Regions from separate parts of the Homo sapiens genome. Here region 1 is linked to region 2. The links are chromatin loops, found by intact Hi-C in ENCODE. Cell type or tissue: GM12878. All regions are shown on one strand. Links, peaks and the distances in the headings refer to the core of each region. The heading gives the core; the rest is flanking DNA.

What was found. Peaks named below come from ENCODE experiments on the same cell type or tissue, not always from the same donor. Only the 100,000 strongest peaks of a DNase experiment are listed, where the experiment ranks them.
Region 1: it touches region 2 in a loop (4-fold over the local background); 5 of 110 quality-filtered maps call a loop at or near these places.

Annotation. Positions count from the first base shown.
Region 1 is chr4:164,934,196-164,942,998 of GRCh38, forward strand. It overlaps the pseudogene LOC391710. Among named protein-coding and RNA genes, the nearest start is that of FAM218A, 18 kb to the right of the region's middle. RefSeq lists enhancers at 1,488-1,617, 1,928-2,237, 2,278-2,327. In GM12878, for the core only: CTCF peaks have their summits at 3,580 (motif pointing right) and 3,919; DNase peaks (open chromatin) are centred at 3,595 and 3,896; H3K27ac peaks cover 1,201 bases.
Region 2 is chr4:165,093,407-165,102,209 of GRCh38, forward strand. TMEM192 (transmembrane protein 192) reads right to left here. Exons shown (of 6, transcript NM_001100389.2): 3 at 7,222-7,486. Among named protein-coding and RNA genes, the nearest start is that of TMEM192, 15 kb to the right of the region's middle. In GM12878, for the core only: a CTCF peak has its summit at 3,593 (motif pointing left); no DNase peak of the experiment used is centred there.

The DNA of each region.
Region 1 (8,803 bases), core at 2,481-4,980, 160 kb before region 2:
CATTGGGAGAGATCATCCCATTAAAGCTGTCATCAGTTCCCTCTGAGATGTCATACTTCTTTCAAAGTATAAGAACACACAAAATTGGGGTTGAACCCAGAAACGGTGAGATAATCACGCCTAGGTCTTGCATCATGGGTTTCAAATCTTGAGTATCTATTTTAACTAATATTTAATCATATTATCTTTTCTCACTGGGGTCAGGAACATCCATGGATCCCATTTTGTAAAGCTAATTTGAAAATGCAGAAGACGTAATTTAATTTTGTATTTATTACTTATTGTATTTCTCTTTTCTCTTTAATATTTCATCCCAGTGTGTGTTCTCACCCTGGAAAATTTAGGGAAGCCAGTGATTCTCATAGTTAAGGTAAAGAATACCTCTTTGCCTCCATTTTATGTTCAGTAACATCACTAAGGTAATAGAGGATTCTTCATTTAAAATCAGAGGGATCCCTGGTAAACTAATTAGAGGGAAATAATAAAGTCTATAAAGGTTTTCCAATGATGCATTTCAACAGATGCTTAGGTTCAATCATCATCTAGGTTACAGAGACAGAAAAGTCAACCAGTACCTTTTAATCTTTTGTGTTGTTTAGATTCTTTTGGTAAATTTTGCATTTTCAACTTGAAATTGCAAATTAGGAAGCTTCCTCCAGTTTTTTTGTTTTGTTTTGTTTTGGTGCTTTTTTTTTTGTCCTCTCCTTGAATCTAGAATTTGGTGTTATTTTTCTTTCTCTTTCTTCCCCATCTCCCTGACTTTTCATGTCTATTGTTTTTTATTCTTTTTTTTTTTTGGTAAACGTGCAATATACTTTAGGGGCTGTTCCTTTTCATGTTATTATGTTTTGAAGTTTCTGACTCCAGAAAACCTTCTATTAGTACCATCACAGTTCTATGGGCACTGGAGGGTTACAGAGTTTAGGAACCCTGGTTGTAAGTTTGGTTGAAATTGACCACTTCGGTGAGCCACAGGGGTCACTGGTTTCTCCCCATAATTCTTTTTCTTTTTCTTTTTCTTTTCTTTCTTTCTCTTTTTTTTTTTTTTTTTTTTTTGAAACAAAGTCACATTATGTTGCCCAGGCTGTTGTCAAGCTCCTGAGCTCAAGCGATCATTACAGGTGTGAGATACTGTTCCCAGCTATCTCCCTATAATTCTGAAGATCAGAATCTTTGTTGTAACAAAGGCCTAGACAGCAGCAGAAAGCAAAGATATTTCTAGGGTCCTAATTAGCCATCTGCTCTTATGAGTGTGAGCCTCAATAGCTATTGTTTAAATGTTTGTCTCCACAAACCTCTTGTATTATAAACAATCACCCATGTGATTCCACTGAGAGGTGGAACCTAATGAGAGGGGTTTAGGTCTCAAGGGCTCCCCCTCATGGATTCATGCCATGCTAAAAAAGAGCTTTCCAGGGTATATACACCCACTCTGCTCTCTTTTTCTTTTCTTTGAGATGGAGTCTTGCTCTGTCACCCAGGCTGGAGTGCAATGACACAATCTTGGCTCTGCCATCTCTGCCTCTGGAGTTCAAATGATCCTCCCACTTCAGCCTCCCGAGTAGGTGAGACTACAGCTGCATGCCATCATGCCCAGCTAAGTTTTGTACTTTTAGTCGAGATAGGGTTTTGCTGTAGCAGGACGAGCCACAGACAAAACCTCTCAGACACCGAGTTGTAGAAGGAAGGGCTTTATTCAGCTGGGAGCATCAGCAAGCTACTGCCTTAAAATCCGAGCTCCCCAAATGCCCAATTTCTATCCCTTTTAAGGGCTCACCACACTAAAGATTTCACATGAAAGGGTCGTGATTGATTTGAGCAAGCAAGGCAGTACGTGACAGGGGCTGCATGCACCGGTGGTCAGAGAGAACCAGAACAGGGCAGGGAGTTTCACAACGTTCTTCTATACAATGTCTGGAATCTATAAATAACATCAGTTTCTAAGTTATGAGTTGATTTTTAACTACTGGGTTTAGGCCAGGCAGGCCCAGGCCTGGTTTTGGGCCTGGCCTCGGGTTGCCTGTCTTTGGTTTTACTTCCTTGTTGTTTTTTCTTAAAACAGGTACTGAGTATAAAACAATATAAAACAATATGAGAGGGTCTCTCTCTTCCCTAATTGCCATTTTGGCCAAGCTGGTCTTCAACTCCTGGCCTCAAGTGATCTGCCTGCCTAGGCCTCCCAAAGTGCTGAGATTACAGGCATGAGCCACTGCACTCAGCAGCTCCACCTCTGCTCTTTAGCCATGTCAGGAACAGCGTTTCTCCCTCCAGAGGCTGCAGCATTGAAGGCACCATCTTGGAAGCAGAGACCAGGCACTCACCTGACACCAAACCTGTCACTGCCTTGATCTTGAGCTTCCCAACTTCCAGAACGGTGAGAAATTAATTTCTCTTCTTTATAGATTACCAAATCTCAGGCATTCTCTCAAATCAGAACAAAATGGATTAACATAAGTAATTGTAATTTTCAACTAATGCTCAATCTCCAAATAGTGACTTCTTGCTTCACACAAGTGACCACCAAATGAGCCCGTATATGGCACAGGATACAATTTTTCCCCTATGTGCTCTATAGAACAGGCACCAGTTTGGAGGTGAGACACACGAACAATTGGTCACAAATTAGAGTTCCCCCTGAACTTACATCAGTCACAGCTTATGTTAGAATCTAGAAACACACCATGGAAAATTTAGGAAAGGCAGTGATTCTTATAGTTAAGATAAGGGATACCTCTTTTACCTTCATTTTATGATTAGTAATGTCACTAAGGTAATAGAGGGCTCTTCATTTAAAATCAGAGGGATCCCTGGTTACCTAATTGGAGGCAAAGGATTAAGTCTGCGAAGGTTTTCCAATTGATGCATTTCAACAGATGTTGAAGTTCAGTCACCATCCAGGTTACAGAAACAGAAAAGTCAATTAGCACCTTTTAAGCTTTTGTGTTGTACAGATTCTTTTGGTGAATTTTGCATATTCAACTGGTAATTGCAAATTAGGAATTTCTGTTGCAGTTTTTGTTGTTGTTCCTCTCCTTGAATCTGTGATTTGGTTTTATTTTTCTTTTTATTCCCTGTCTCTCTGACGTTCATGTCCATTGTTTTTTATTCTTTTTTTTTTTTTTTTGGAGACATTCAATACATTTTAGGGGTTATTCCTTTTAATGTGATTATGCTTTGACAATACATAATAATTTAACGTGATTATTGTCTAGGACAATACTGATTGTAACAGCTTGTGAAGAAGGTTCAATAGAGAAATAAGGCATAAACTTTTCTGTAAACTTATCAGTGGAATTATACACAGAGGATCTGTTTTTTAAATTATAAAAGACACAGCAATATGTCTGGACGGAGATGCACCACTCAAGGAGACAGTAAAAGGGACCTGAGTCCATGTTCCTATACTTAACTAACAAAATATTATCTAAATTACTGACCTAGGTCAGAGAATTCTCTCAAAGAGTCTCAGCCAAACTCAGTAAAAGCAGCACAAAGCAGCTGAGCTGAAAGTGCAGGCTCATCATGTGGCACAGAGCCAGTGAGCAAAGCAAAGCTAGAACAGCAATTCCCTGAAGGTGGCAGCCAACATCTGGATAATCCTGCTCACAATGGCCTTTGAAGGGGTCAGTTTGCATAGATAGTTTGCATTGAAGGGGTCAGTTTGCACCCTCCCTGACAACTGGTTCAGTGTTGAGACTGCTGATGCCACACAATCCAAGATTGTATGAAATGGACTCCTACTCCTGTAATGAGGTTTATGAGGAGAGAAGGGTGTCTACAGAGTTGATGCAAAAGTGACTTGAGAAAGCAGGGAAAGGAGACTGGTTTGGGGTTGTGATGGTGGTCATGGGTGGGGCTGCTGAAAGGGTCCTGCACTACCAGAGGCTTGCTAGGTCTGAACCTCCCACCTACACCAACAGAGGGAGCACCCAGGCTTTCTCATCAGCTTGTCCAGGGAGGGCAGAAGGGAAGAGAGAAGAGTGAGTCCCCCAATAATATCAGCAGTCAAACATAAACATGGAATCAGAACTTTTATTACAAATGCCCTCCAAGAACACAGGAAGAAAATATAGCTACATACAAAGGGTGCTCTAAGTAGTTCATCATTGGTCTATGACAATGTGATTGTAACAGCTTGTGAAGAAGGTGCAATAGAGAAATAAGGCATAAGCTTTTCTGTAAACTTACCAGTGAAAGTATACACATATGATCTGGTATTTAAATTATAAAAGGAAACTTCTCCCAACTCATAGTCCAGAAAAATGCCAACTTGCAGGACTTCTGTGTTCCTTGTACTGCATGAACTACGGAATGGCTGAATTTGCCAGCACCCCATCTGTGGAGTTGGTGATGTAAGACCATCTCTGGGAAACATTTCTTTACACACACCAAGGAACCATGTACCTTTGCTCTCACTTCTACTTGCCAAAAGTGTCTCCCAGCATCAAATCCCTCACAGCTTCAGACAGCTGGGTAAAAACTAAATGACTGAAGATTATCAGTAAAGTGTGGGTTCATCATTCTAAATATCACACTTTCTGTCTCTTGAGATAATAAGACTAGGGTGGGCTGTTTCTGGATCTAGTGTCAAATCTTCCTGAAATGGGCTCATCATTTTTTTCAGGCCAAAATAAGGTGGAGAGAGACTCAAACTCTCCTTCCTTGATTCCTATGAGAAGACTGCAGGGGTTTTCAGGTGGTCATATGTGTTGTAGCTGTTCTCAATACCTGTCAGCATATCCAGGTCTGCCTGAAAACTCTTCTCTGTTACTTCATTTAAGAGATTCTGTAGGCTGGGCGCGGTGGCTCACGCCTGTAATCCAAGCACTTTGGGAGGCAGAGGCGGGCAGATCATGAGGTCAGGAGATCGAGACCAGCCTGGCTAACACAGTGAAACCCCGTCTCTACTAAAAATACCAAAAATTAGCCGGGCAGGGTGGCGGGCGCCTATAGTCCCAGCTACTCGGGAGGCTGAGGCAGGAGAATGGCGTGAACCCTGGAGGCGGAGCTTGCAGTGAGCCAAGATTGAGCCACTGCACTCCAGCCTGGGCGACATAGCGAGACTCCGTCTCAAAAAAAAAAAAAAAAAAAAAAACAGATTCTGTAGTGTGGATAAGTGGCCTGAAATTTGTCTTTGGTTTTCAGTGAGTTTTTCTTTAGCATCCTTCTCTTCAATAAGTAGCCTGGCATGAATTACAGCTCGTTCCTTTACCAAGAAAGACTTAATTTCTTTAAATTCAAATTGTAATTCCTTCCTCCATGTTGCCATCTTCCTTTTCACATTAAGTGATCTCAAAATTGGGACTTCACACCGCATCTTGGCATGTTCAGTTTCCTTCTTTAGTGGCTTAATGTAGCTTTTGAGCTTCCTTCTGTGTGTAGCTGCAGCTTGCTCAATGGGCAACAAGGGATGATCCTGATGGTCAGAGGAGACCTTGCACTGGGGACACAATAGCTCCAGGTCCTTCTCACAGAGCAGGACTAGACCCTGACTGTGCTTCTCACAGAGGGGCTCCTCTTCCTGCCATTCCCTCTTGCTCGTCACGGTGAGAAGCTGCTGAACCATATCAGTCATGTGGCGCAACTGGGTGTTTGCTCCTGAGGTTCTCATCAGGGCAGTGACGGAGGCAGACAGGACAGGGGAGGACATCCTGTAAGTCTTCCCAGCACTGGTGGATGCAGGAGCGACAGAAGTTGTGCCCACAGTGAGTGGTGACTGGGTCCTTCATGTAATCCAGGCACATGGGGCAGCTGGCCTCTGCTTGGAGCTCAGCCAGAGAGGCTGCAAAGGCCATGGTGCAGGGAGGGATCTGTGTGGGGAGACTCCCTGCAGAAGGTGTGATTCTCCAGGAAGGAGGGAAAGTGAGAAGCTGGTGCCTCCTCAGCGTTCTGTCTCCTGCAAGCACTTCACAAGCTTGTGTCTGCTTCTTTCCCTTTGGCTCCAGAAGCAGCTCCAGGGGGAGGCAGGTCCCAGGGCACTGGCTGATCCCGTGACCCTGGATCCTCCTTTACTCAAATTCAAGCTACGCTCTTTTGTCGTGTTTCTCAGGAAGGGCCACAATTACAAGAGGTGATGGGAACTAATGACCATGTAAAATACTCCAGACTGTGAGACTTTCAACAGAACAGTAAGGCAGTTTCTTCAACTACAAAAGGAGAAAAAAGAATAAGATACTAAAGCACTGAAGAGCATGTATATCAATGAAAATAACTGCCTAATAATTTTCCTTACTTCTACATAAACACTTCTAAAAATAAAGTCCATTGAACTAGAAGAAATCTCATAAGTATTCACTAGTTATGATTTCTGATAATGATATTATGAGCTTACTATTTAAAAGAGGCTCTATATTTTAGACATTCATAGTGCAGTATTTACCCATAAGATTATATGTGATCCTGTGTTTGCTTCAAAGTATTGCAAAGTATAGGGATAAGGATATAAATCTGTAAGTGGATACACAGGGTTTGTTGTACTAATTTTGCTACTATTCTATACACTTTAGATGTTCTCAAGTAGAAAACATTATTGAAAAGGCTGACAGCCTGGACAACATGGTGACATGCTATCTCTATGAAAATAATGCAAAAAGTAGCCAGGCATAGTGGCACACACCTGTGGTCCAAGCTACTGGGGAGGCTCTGGTAGGAGGATCAATTGACCCTGTGAGGTTGAGGCAGAAATGAGCAGTTCGTGTGCCACTGGACTCTAGCCTAGGCAACAGAGCAAGATTCTGTCTAAAATGAAATGAAATGAAATAAAAAGCTGAGCCTTATTGTCTCTGTGTCACTGTCTTCAAGCCAGACCCTCTTCTCTCTTACTCTCTTTTCTGAGCCTCATCTTTCACTTCTGCTACATCTCAAAGCTCTAAAATCCCTTGTGGGCAGGGCATGGTGGCTCACGCCTCTAATGCCAGCACTTTGGCAGGCCGAGGTGAGTGGATCACCTGAAGTCAGAAGCTTGAGGCCAGCCTGGCCAACATGGTGAAACCCAGTCTACTAAAAATACAAAAATTAGCTGGACATGGTGGTGGGCGCCTGTAATCCCATCTACTTGGGAGGCTGAAGCAGGAGGATCGCTTGAACCCAGGAGGCCTACAGTAATCAAAATAGCACGGTACTGGTACCAAAACAGACATATAGACCAATGGAACAGGACAGAGACCTCAGAAATAATACCACAAATCTACAACCATCTGATCTTTGACAAACCTGACAAAAACAAGCAACGGGAAAAGGATCCTCTATTTAATAAATGGTGGCTGGGCACAGTGGCTCATGCCTGTAATCCCAGTACTTTGGGAGGCCAAGGTGGGTGGATCACCTGAGGTCAGGAGTTCGAGACCAGCCTGGCCAACACGGTGAAATTCCGTCTCTACTAAAAATACAAAAATTAGCCAGGCATGGGGGTGCGTGCCTGTAGTCCCAGGTACTTGGGAGGCTGAGGCAGGAGAATCGCTTGAAACTGGGAGATGAAGTTTGCAGTGAGCCGAGATCGTGCCACTGCACTCCAGTCTCAGCAACAAGAGTGAAACTCCATCTCAAAAATAAAAATAAAAATAAATGGTGCTGGGAAAACTGGCTAACCATATGCAGAAAACTGAAACTGGACCCCTTTCTTATACCTTATACAAAAATTAACTCAAGATGGGTTAAAGGCTTAAATGTGACACCCCAAACTATAAAAACCCTTAAAAAAAAAAAAAACCTAAGCAATAACATTCAGAACATAGGCACGGACAAAGACTTCATGACAAAAATGCCAAAAGCAATTGCAACAAAAGCCAAAATTGACAAATGGGATCTAATTAAACTAAAGAGCTTCTGCACAGAATAAACAACAACAACAAAAACTATTATCAGAGCGAACAGATGACCTACAGAATGGGAGAAAATTTCTGCAATCTACCCACTGACAAAGGTCTAATATCCAGAATCTATGAGGAACTTAAACAAATTTACAAGAAAAACACAACCCCATCAAAAATTGGGCGAAGAATATGAATAGACACTTCTCAAAAGAAGACATTTATGCCACCAACAAACATATGAAAAAAAGCTCAACATCACTGGTCATTAGAGAAATCCAAATCAAAACCACAATGAGATACCATCTCACACCAGTCAGAATGGCCCATTTAAAAAGAAATAATAGATGCTGGCAAGGCTATGGAGAAATAGGAATGCTTTTACACTGTTGGTTGGAATGTAAATTAGTTCAACCATTGTGGAAGACAGTGTAGACTAGATCTTCAAGGATCTAGTACTAGAAATACCATTTGACTCATCAATCCCATTAGTGGGCATATACCCAGAAAAATAGAAATCATTCTATTATAAAGATACATGCACGCATATGTTTATTGCAGCACTATTTACAATAGCAAAGACATGGAACCAACCCAAATACCCATCAATGATAGACTGGACAAAGAAAATGTGGTATATTGCTGGGTGCGGTGGCTCACACCTATAATACTAGCACTTCGGGAGGCCGAGGTGGGTGGATCATGAGGTGAGGAGTTCGAGACCAGCCTGGCCAACATGGTGAAACCACGTCTCTGCTAAAAGTACAAAAATTAGCCAGGTGTGGTGGCGGGTGCCCGTAATCCCAGCTACTCTGAAGGCTGAGGCAGGAGAATCGCTTGAACCCAGAATGCAGAGTTTGCAGTGAGCAGAAATCACGACACTGCACTCCAGCCTGGGCGAAAGAGTGAAAATCCGTAAAAAAAAATAAAAAAAGAAAAGAAAGAAAATGCGCTACATATACACAATGGAATACTATGCAGCCATTAAAAGGAAT
Region 2 (8,803 bases), core at 2,362-4,861:
CAACATTTAGGAAAGAAATACATGCTAGGAAAAAAAACTTCTGCAGAGAAATGAAAGAGTTTTCAAAGGATTTTCAAGGTACTGGGCAAATCCTATGTACTAGCAAGTTTGCAGTCTGGTGGGAAAGCCATACTGAAATAAAACATTCCTTATAATGGTATGTGCTGTGGACATTACACAAGTACCCTCCTTGAAGAAGACCACCCTGTACAATATCTTAGTTCAGATGAAAGTCACTTCACCTCTGGGTTACCACACCAGCCTCCTTATCAGTTTTGTGCTAACCAAATACACTCTCCAGTTATACAGTTATACAGTAATAGTCTAATAATGGTGACTTTTTTTTGAAACAGTCTTACTCTGTTGCCCAGGCTGGTGAGATCTCAGCTCACTGCAACCTCTGCCTCCCCAGTTCAAGCAATTCTTGGCCTCCCTAGTAGCTGGAATTACAGGCACCCGCCACGCCACCATGCCCAGCTAATTTTTGTATTTGTTTTGTTTTGTTTTTTTGAGTCGGAGTTTTGCTCTTGTTGCCCAGTTGGGAGTGCAATGACATGATCTTGGCTGACTGTAACCTCCGCCTCCCAGGTTCAAGCGATTCTTCTGTCTCAGCCTCCTGAGTAGCTGGGATTACAGGCACCTGCCACCATGCCTGGCTAATTTTTTGTATTTTTAGTAGAGAGGGGGTTTCACCATGTTGGCCAGGCTGGTCTCGAACTCCTGACCTCAGGTGATCTGCCCGCCTTGGCCTCCCAAAGTGCTGGGATTACAGGCGTGAGCCACAGCACCTGGCCTAATTTTCGTATTTTTAATAGAGACAGGTTTTCACCATGTTGGCCAAGCTGGTCTGGAACTCCTGGCCTCAAGTGACCCGCCTGCCTTAGCCTCCCAAAGTGCTGGGATTACAGGTGTGAGCCACCATGCCCGGCCTAGTTTGGTGTTTTTTAAATGATTTTATAACCATAGACATAGTCTAAGTGCTTTTTGTTTTACATCACTCACCGTTTTAAAGATTCTAGGCTGGCGGTGGCTCCTGAGGTCGAAAGTTCAAGACCAGCCTGACCAACAGGGAGAAACCCCATCTCTACTAAAAAAACAAAATTAGACGGGTGGGGCGGTGCATGCCTGTAATCCCAGCTACTCGGGAGGCTGAGGCAGAAGAATCGCTTGAACCCGGGAGGCGGTGGCTGCAGTGAGCTGAGATCGTGCTATTGCACTCCAGCCTGGGTGACAGAGCGAGACTCTGTCTCAAAAAAAAAAAAGAAAAGGAAAAAAAGAACATTCTAGGCCAGGTGCAGTGGCTCACGCCTGTAATCCCAACATTTTGGGAGGTCAAGGCAGGTGGATCAGTCGAGGTCGGGAGTTCAAGTCCAGCCTGACCAACACGGTGAAACCCTGTCTCTACTAAAAATACAAAATTAGCTGGGCATGGTAGCGCACACCTGTAATCCCAGCTACTCAGGAGGCTGAGGCAGTAGTATCACTTGAACCCAGGAGGTGGAGGTTGCAGTGAGCCAAGATCGCACCACTGCTTTCCAGCCTGGGCAACAAGAGTGAAACTCAGTCTCAAAAAAAAAAAAAAGATTCTAAGGTTAATGCTTGCTATTCATTAAGAATATTTGGAAGAAATAAGTTCCTGTGGGCTGGGCGGTCCTGTAATGACCACAGGCTGAGAGCTACCATGCCTGGGCTCCAGTGTAGGATCTGATGCCTCCTAGAAACGAAACCCATGATCTCACCCAGACCTGGACTCCTACACTATAAGATGGGGGAAATAATGCTTATCACACAGGGTTCTGGTAGGAAGAAATGAACTAACAATGCCTAAGTAGACATGTAGTAAATGCCATATATCATTATTATTATTAAAACAAGAATTCTGATTTTCAATTCCAGGCACATGCTATGCAGCCCCTCCTCTAAACAAAACTCACAGGGGACTTGAAGTCAGATGCTATGCTACAGGAGAGACCCAGCTGCTCTGGCTTACCCCAGGGCACCAGGCCCAGACATCAGTGAGGACTCCAGCAGGCATTTCTACAAGTCAACTAAGACAGTCTCTGGCCCTCCCAAAGAATGTGGGCCATGAGAACTAGAGGTGAGCAGGAAGGACACAATCACTATGCCCTCGGGTCCTACAATTCCTGCCAGGAATTCCTTCCAGAATTTACCTTCAAGAGCAGTTTCCTTGAACTGCACTTTTGCATGTCCTCAGCCTCTGGCTTTACACTTTTAGGCCCCAGAGAGACTGACTGGACCCACATGATGGGTTGAAAATTACTATTTTCAGTGAAGGACCAAGTTTTCATTTCAATGTGAAAAAAGCCCCAAATATGCAACTTGGCTATGTAACTAATAATACTTGATTTTTAAAAATTTTTTTTTAAAAATGGAGTCTCACTCTGTCACTCAGGCTGGAGTGCAGTGGCGCCATCTTCGCTCACTGCAACCTCCACCTCCCAGGTTCAAGCAATTCTCCTGCCTCAGCCTCCTGAGTAGCTGGGATTATAGGCGCCCACCACCACCCCAGTCATGCCCAGCTAATTTTTTTTTTTTTTTTTTGTATTTTTAGTACAGACAGGGTTTCACCATGTTGGCCAGGCCTGTCTTGGACTCCTGACATCAGGTGATCTGCCTGCCTCGACCTCCCAAAGTGCTGGTGTTACAGGCGTGAGCCACTGCACCTGGCCCAAATACATTTTGAACTCAAATATTATTAGGCCGGGCGCAGTGGCTCATGCCTGTAATGCCAGCACTATGGGAGGCCAAGGGGAGCGGATCACCTGAGGTTAGGAGTTCGAGACCAGCCTGGCCAACATGGTGAAGCCTCGTCTCTACTAAAAATATAAAAATTAGCTGTGTGTGGTGGTGCGTGCCTGTAGTCTAGCCTGGAGAGGCTGAGGCAGGAGAATCAGTTGAACCTGGGAGGCAGAGGTTGCAGTTAGCTGAGTTCATACCACTGCACTCCAGCCTGGACAACAGAGCAAGACTCTCAAAAAAAAAATTATATATATATATATGTATTTGGATCTAAGGAAGGAGAACAGATTAATCAGGTAAATATTTTCACTTGGTAGGAAAGCAAAGCCCTTTCTCCCATCTCCACCCAAAGGTAAATAATTTTTTTTCTTCTCTGGAAAATAACAAAATATATCAGGCTGAAGTTAATATTATCAGTACTGTTATCTGTAAGTCCTACATCCTACATCTCCATAGATTTATCTTTTTTTTTTTTTGCAAATAAGAAAAAATATTTTAAAAAATAGAAATAAGGTAAGTACCTGCTCCATTCCGTTTGATTTTCTGGGTTTTCACATGAGCCACATAAACGTGATATCACCTGTGATTCTAAAGGTCCAAGTGTTCAGAAATAGATTATGATTACGGCTCACATGTTTAACAAAAATTTGAAAGGCAGATTTTGGAAAGGTAAAGATCAAATAATCTCCTTGTGAGCTTCCAAAATACTATTTCCAGACCATCACTTGAGAAACTGAGTATTATTTTGGTCACAGATCATATAAGATCTTTTGTAGTTTAAAATTAAGTTTTTTCTTTTTTTTTAATCTTTGTGTTACCCTGACATCTTCTGGCCAAAAGAGAGAGCTGCACATCAACAGTTGAACATTCTCAAGCTCATTCTCACAAGAGGCAGGGAGCAATAAATGCTTCCCCTTCAAGAGCAGTCAGGATCACCCAACTCTATAAACTGCTTCACGCTGATATAGCATAGCCCTTCAGCTTCCACTGAGAATTTCACTGAGTAGATGAACTTGCAGCATGCCCTTTAAGAAAATGCACTAACAGGCCGGGCGCGGTGGCTCATGCCTGTAATCCCAGCACTTTGGGAGGCCGAGGCCGGCGGATCACAAGGTCAGGAGATCGAGACCATCCTGGCTAACACGGTGAAACCCCGTCTCTACTAAAAATACAAAAAATTAGCCAGGCGTGGTGGCGGGCGAATGCAGTCCCAGCTACTCGGGAGGCTGAGGCAGGAGAATGGCCTGAACCCGGGAGGCGGAGCTTGCAGTGAGCCGAGATAGCGCCACTGCACTCCAGCCTGGGTGACAGAGCGAGACTCCATCTCAAAAAAAAAAAAAAAAAGAAAAAAGAAAATGCACTAACAGAACAGAAGAAAAATAAAAGTTAAATTCTGTGGAGCCTTTTTTTTTTTTTTTTGGAGAAAAAAATCTCTAATTTGATCCAATTTTTTTTTCTTTTTTTATAGAGGGGGGTGTCACTCTTTCACCTAGGCTGGAGTGTGGTGCATAATCATAGCTCACTGCAGCCTCAAACTCCTGGGCTCAAGTGGATCCTCCCACCTCAGCCTCCCAAGTAGCTAGGACTACAGGCACAGGCTACCACACATGACTAATTTATTTATTTTATTTTATTTTACTTATTTATTTATTTATTTTGAAATAGAGATTTATTTATTTATTTAGAGATCGAGTCTCACTCTGTCACCCAGGTTGGAGTGGCACGATCTCAGCTTACTGCAATCTTGATCTCCCGGGTTCAAGCGATTCTCAGCCTCCTGAGTAGCTGGAATTACAGCCACCTGCCATCACACCCAGCTAATTTTTGTATTTTTAGTAGAGATGGGGTTTCATCATGTTGACCAGGCTGGTCTCAAACTCCTGACCTCAAGTGATCCTCCCGCCTCAGCCTACCAAAGTGCTGAGATGCTAGCATTACAGGCATGAGCCACCGTGCCCGGCCTTAATTTTTTTTTTAGACAGAGTTTCGCTCTTGTCACCCAGGCTGCAGTGCAATGGTATGATTGCAGCTCACTGCAACCTCTGCCTCCCGGATTCAAGCAATTCTCCTGCCTCAGCCTCCCGAGTAGCTGGGATTACAGTTGCCCGCCACCACGTTCAGCTAATTTTTGTATTTTTAGTAGAGACAGGGTTTCACCATGTTGGCCAGGCTGGTCTCGAACTCCTGACCTCAGGGAATCTACCCGCCTCGGCCTCCCAAAGTGCTGGGATTATAGGCGTGAGCCACCACGCCCAGGAATTTCTTTTTTTTTTTAAAACTTAACTTGGTGCTCATTTGTTACAGCACTAAATTTCTCATTTTTGGTAGAGATGGGGGAACTCACTATGTTGCCCAGGCTGGTCTCGAACTCCTGGCCTCAAGCAATCCTCCTACCTTGGCCTCCCAAAGCTCTGTGATTATAGGCATGAGCCACCATGCCCAGCCTGGATTCAAAAAAAATTTTTTTTTCTTTTTCCTTCTTTTTCTTTTTCTCGCTGCCTCCTCCAAGTAGGAAGACTACATATGGATTCAAGTTTTTTTTTCTTTTGAGGCAGTGTTCCGCTCTTGTTGCCCAGGCTGGAGTGCAGCGGCATGACTTCGGCTCACTGTAACCTCTGCCTCCCAGGTTCAAGCGATTCTCCTGCCTCAGCCTCCCAAGTAGCTGGGACTACAGGCGCGTGCCACCACACCCGGCTAATTTTCGTTTGTATTTTTAGTAGAGATGAGGTTTCACCATGTTGGCCAGGCTGGTCTCGAACTCCTGACGTCAGGTGATCCTTCCGCTTCGGCCTCCCAAAGTGCTGGGATTACAGGCATGAGCCACCGAGCCTGGCCTGGATTCAAAAATTTTTAAGATTTATTCTGGACTCAAATTGAAAAACAGGATCTTTTTAAAAGGTAGAAACTAAGTTATTTACTACAACTTTTTTTCTTTCTTTTTTTTTTTTTTTTTTTTGAGATGGGGTCTCACTCTGTCACCCAGGCTGGAGTCTGGAGTGCAGTGGCATGATCTCGGCTCAAGCAATTCTCCCACCTCAGCTTCCAGAGTAGCTGGGACCACAGGGGCACACCACCACACTTGGCTAATTTTTGTGTTTTTAGTAGAGAGGGGTTTCTCCATGTTGCCCAGGCTGGTCTCAAACTCCTGACCTCAAGGGATCTGCCCACCTCAGCCTCCCAAAGTGCTGGGATTACAGGCATGAGCTACTGTGCCCGGCCATTTACTATAACTTAATGCCAAATTTACCTAAAGAAGTTCAATTTAATTCCATTAAATCTTTAAAATGTCTGCAACGATAAAGAAAAGCAAGTACTCATGCATTCTAAGTCTCATGTGGACCTTCTGATCTTGCCTTCATAAATTAGGACCTGTGTGTTTTCCAAGTTTTCTGTTTGATATAATGCATCTCACTGCCTAACAGTCCTCTATCCTAGGAACTAACCATTACTGTCTCCTACTGCAAGAAAAGCACTGAGCTTCATTTTTAAAAAGTTCCCACCAGGACTGGCTCACACCTGTAATCCTAGAGCTTTGGGAGCCTGAGGCAGGAGGGTTGTTTGAGGCCAGGAGTTCCAGTGACCAACCTGGGCAACATGGTGAGAACCTGCTTCTACATAAAATGTTTAAAAAAATTAGCCGGGTGTGGTGGCATGCACCTGTAGTCTCAGCTACTCAGGAGGCTGAGGTGGGAGGATTGCTTAAGCCCAGGAATTCCAGGCTACAGTGAGCCATGAAGGCCCCACTGCCTTTCAGTCTTGGGTGACAGAGCAAGGCCCTGCCTCAGAGAAAATAAAATAAAATTTAAAAATTCCCTCTCCCTATCCTCAGAAATGTCAAATAGCAACAGCATTTCTATCTTTATGAGATGAGTAAACCACCTGGTAACAAAAGAGGGTATAATTCCACACTTCACACATGCTATGAGGACACCATGTTCATAACAAATAACAGATTTCAAATGAAAATTAAGGCTATATATTTCATAATAAAAGTTCTTTTTTTTTTTTTTTTGAGATGGAGTCTCGCTGTGTTGCCAGGCTGGAGTGCAGTGGCACAGTCTCAGCTCACTGCAACCTCTGACTCCCTGGTTCAAGCAATTCTCCTGCCTCAGCCTCCTGAGTAGCTGGGATTACAGGCATGCACCACCACGCCCAGCTAATTTTTGTATTTTTAGTAGAGACGGGGTTTCACCATGTTGGCCAGGATGGTCTCGATCTCCTGACCTCGTGATCTGCCCACCTCAGCATTCCAAAGTGCTGGGATTATAGGCGTGAGCCACCGCACCCGGCCAAGAAAAGCTTTAAGACATTAAGGTGATCCAAATTTTAGTGGTCAGAACACACATCAACCTTACAAAAATGAGAGAATATATTTGATTCTAAAATCAAACTTCATATATTCTTTCTGCTGTCATTTTTGTCCCTCAAGCACCCAAGTAGCTGAGAGAAAATTGGACATACCAGAGGACTGTATCATCAACGCAAGTCTCTTGAGATGCCTTGTTGATCGGTAGATCAAGTTATAGCCTCGGTTTCTGATTTTGCTGTGGTGATACTGGATGTAGCATTCAAGGAGTAAATGGAGAATCCACAAAATAACTTTCCCAAGGATTATAACCGTCTGAACTTTCAATGGGTTTGTGTAATTTCCTGGGCACTTGTCCTCATTTGGATTAGGATAAGAACAAAGCACACCTGTTAAAAATGCTAAAACAACAAACACGAGCTGGGGGAAAGGAGAGCAGAAAGATTAATATTCAATATTTGTAATTAGGAAGCAATAACTACCATCCCAGCATACATTCTTTTTTTTTTTTTTTTTTTTTCTGAGACAGAGTCTCACTCTGTCGCCCAGGCTGGAGTGCAGTGGCGCAATCTCGGCTTACTGCAAGCTCCACCTCCCGGGTTCACGCCATTCTCCTGCCTCAGCCTCCCGAGTAGCTGGGACTACAGGCACCCGCCACCACGCCTGGCTAACTTTTTGCATTTTTAGTAGAGACGGGGTTTCACCATGTTAGCCAGGATGATATCGATCTCCTGACCTCATGATCCACCCACCTCAGCCTCCCAAAGTGCTGGAATTACAGGTGTGAGCCACCGCACCCGGCTTCCCAGCATACATTCTTATACCTACAGCTTCCCCTGTCCTATTTTTATAAATGAGTTTTTAAATGTATTTTCGTTTTGTTTTGTTTAAATGTATTTTTGTTTTCTGTGTGAGATACGGTCTTGCCCTGTTGCCCAGGCTGGAGTGCAGTGGTGCCATCTCTGCTCACTGCAGCCTCAACCTCCTGGGCTCAAGCGATCCTCCTACCTCAGTCTCTGGAGTAGCTGGAACTACAGGCCTGTGCCACCATGCCTGGCCAATTTTAAGAAGTTTTTATAGAGACAGGTTCTTGCTATGGCACCCAGGCTGGTACAGAGTATGTTACACAAAAAGTAAAAGGAAAGAAGAAAAAGAGGTCACCATCTGGAAACCACAAGGCCACCCCTGCACATGGTGGTACCAAGAAGAAAGCGCTTCAGCTGGGATCTGGGGATCAGGAAGCCATGGTGGAGCCATACCACAGCTACTAGTTCCCTCAAGGAAAGGGGATACCACCTCTCTCCCCAGTGATTCAGTTCTGAACTCAAGTCTCCCACAGTGCACTTCACTGGAGAGGAATCCCAGCTGCAGGGGAAGCCAGGAAATGTGCTGAGGGATACGGTCCCTGCAGACAGGCAAACCTATCAGTAGGAGGCTGAGCAGAGGCTGAGCAAGTCAATCAACTCCATTCACAGTCCTCGTAAATACTCAAGGAGTGGTGAGAATGAGCCCTCTTGATTTTTCACATTGCAGCAGAGAACAACTATAACCCCTAGTGCTTCCAACTGCAATCGTCGAAAGGGAGGAACTGATTAAACAGACTGGCAGTGGAGTCACCACCAGTGAGGCCTGCGATAAGACCTTTTGCACATGTGTTTTTATAAACTCCAGATAGTTGTAATTTTGTCATCATACAAAAATTGTACATATTATTCCACTGCAACTTGATTTGTCTGC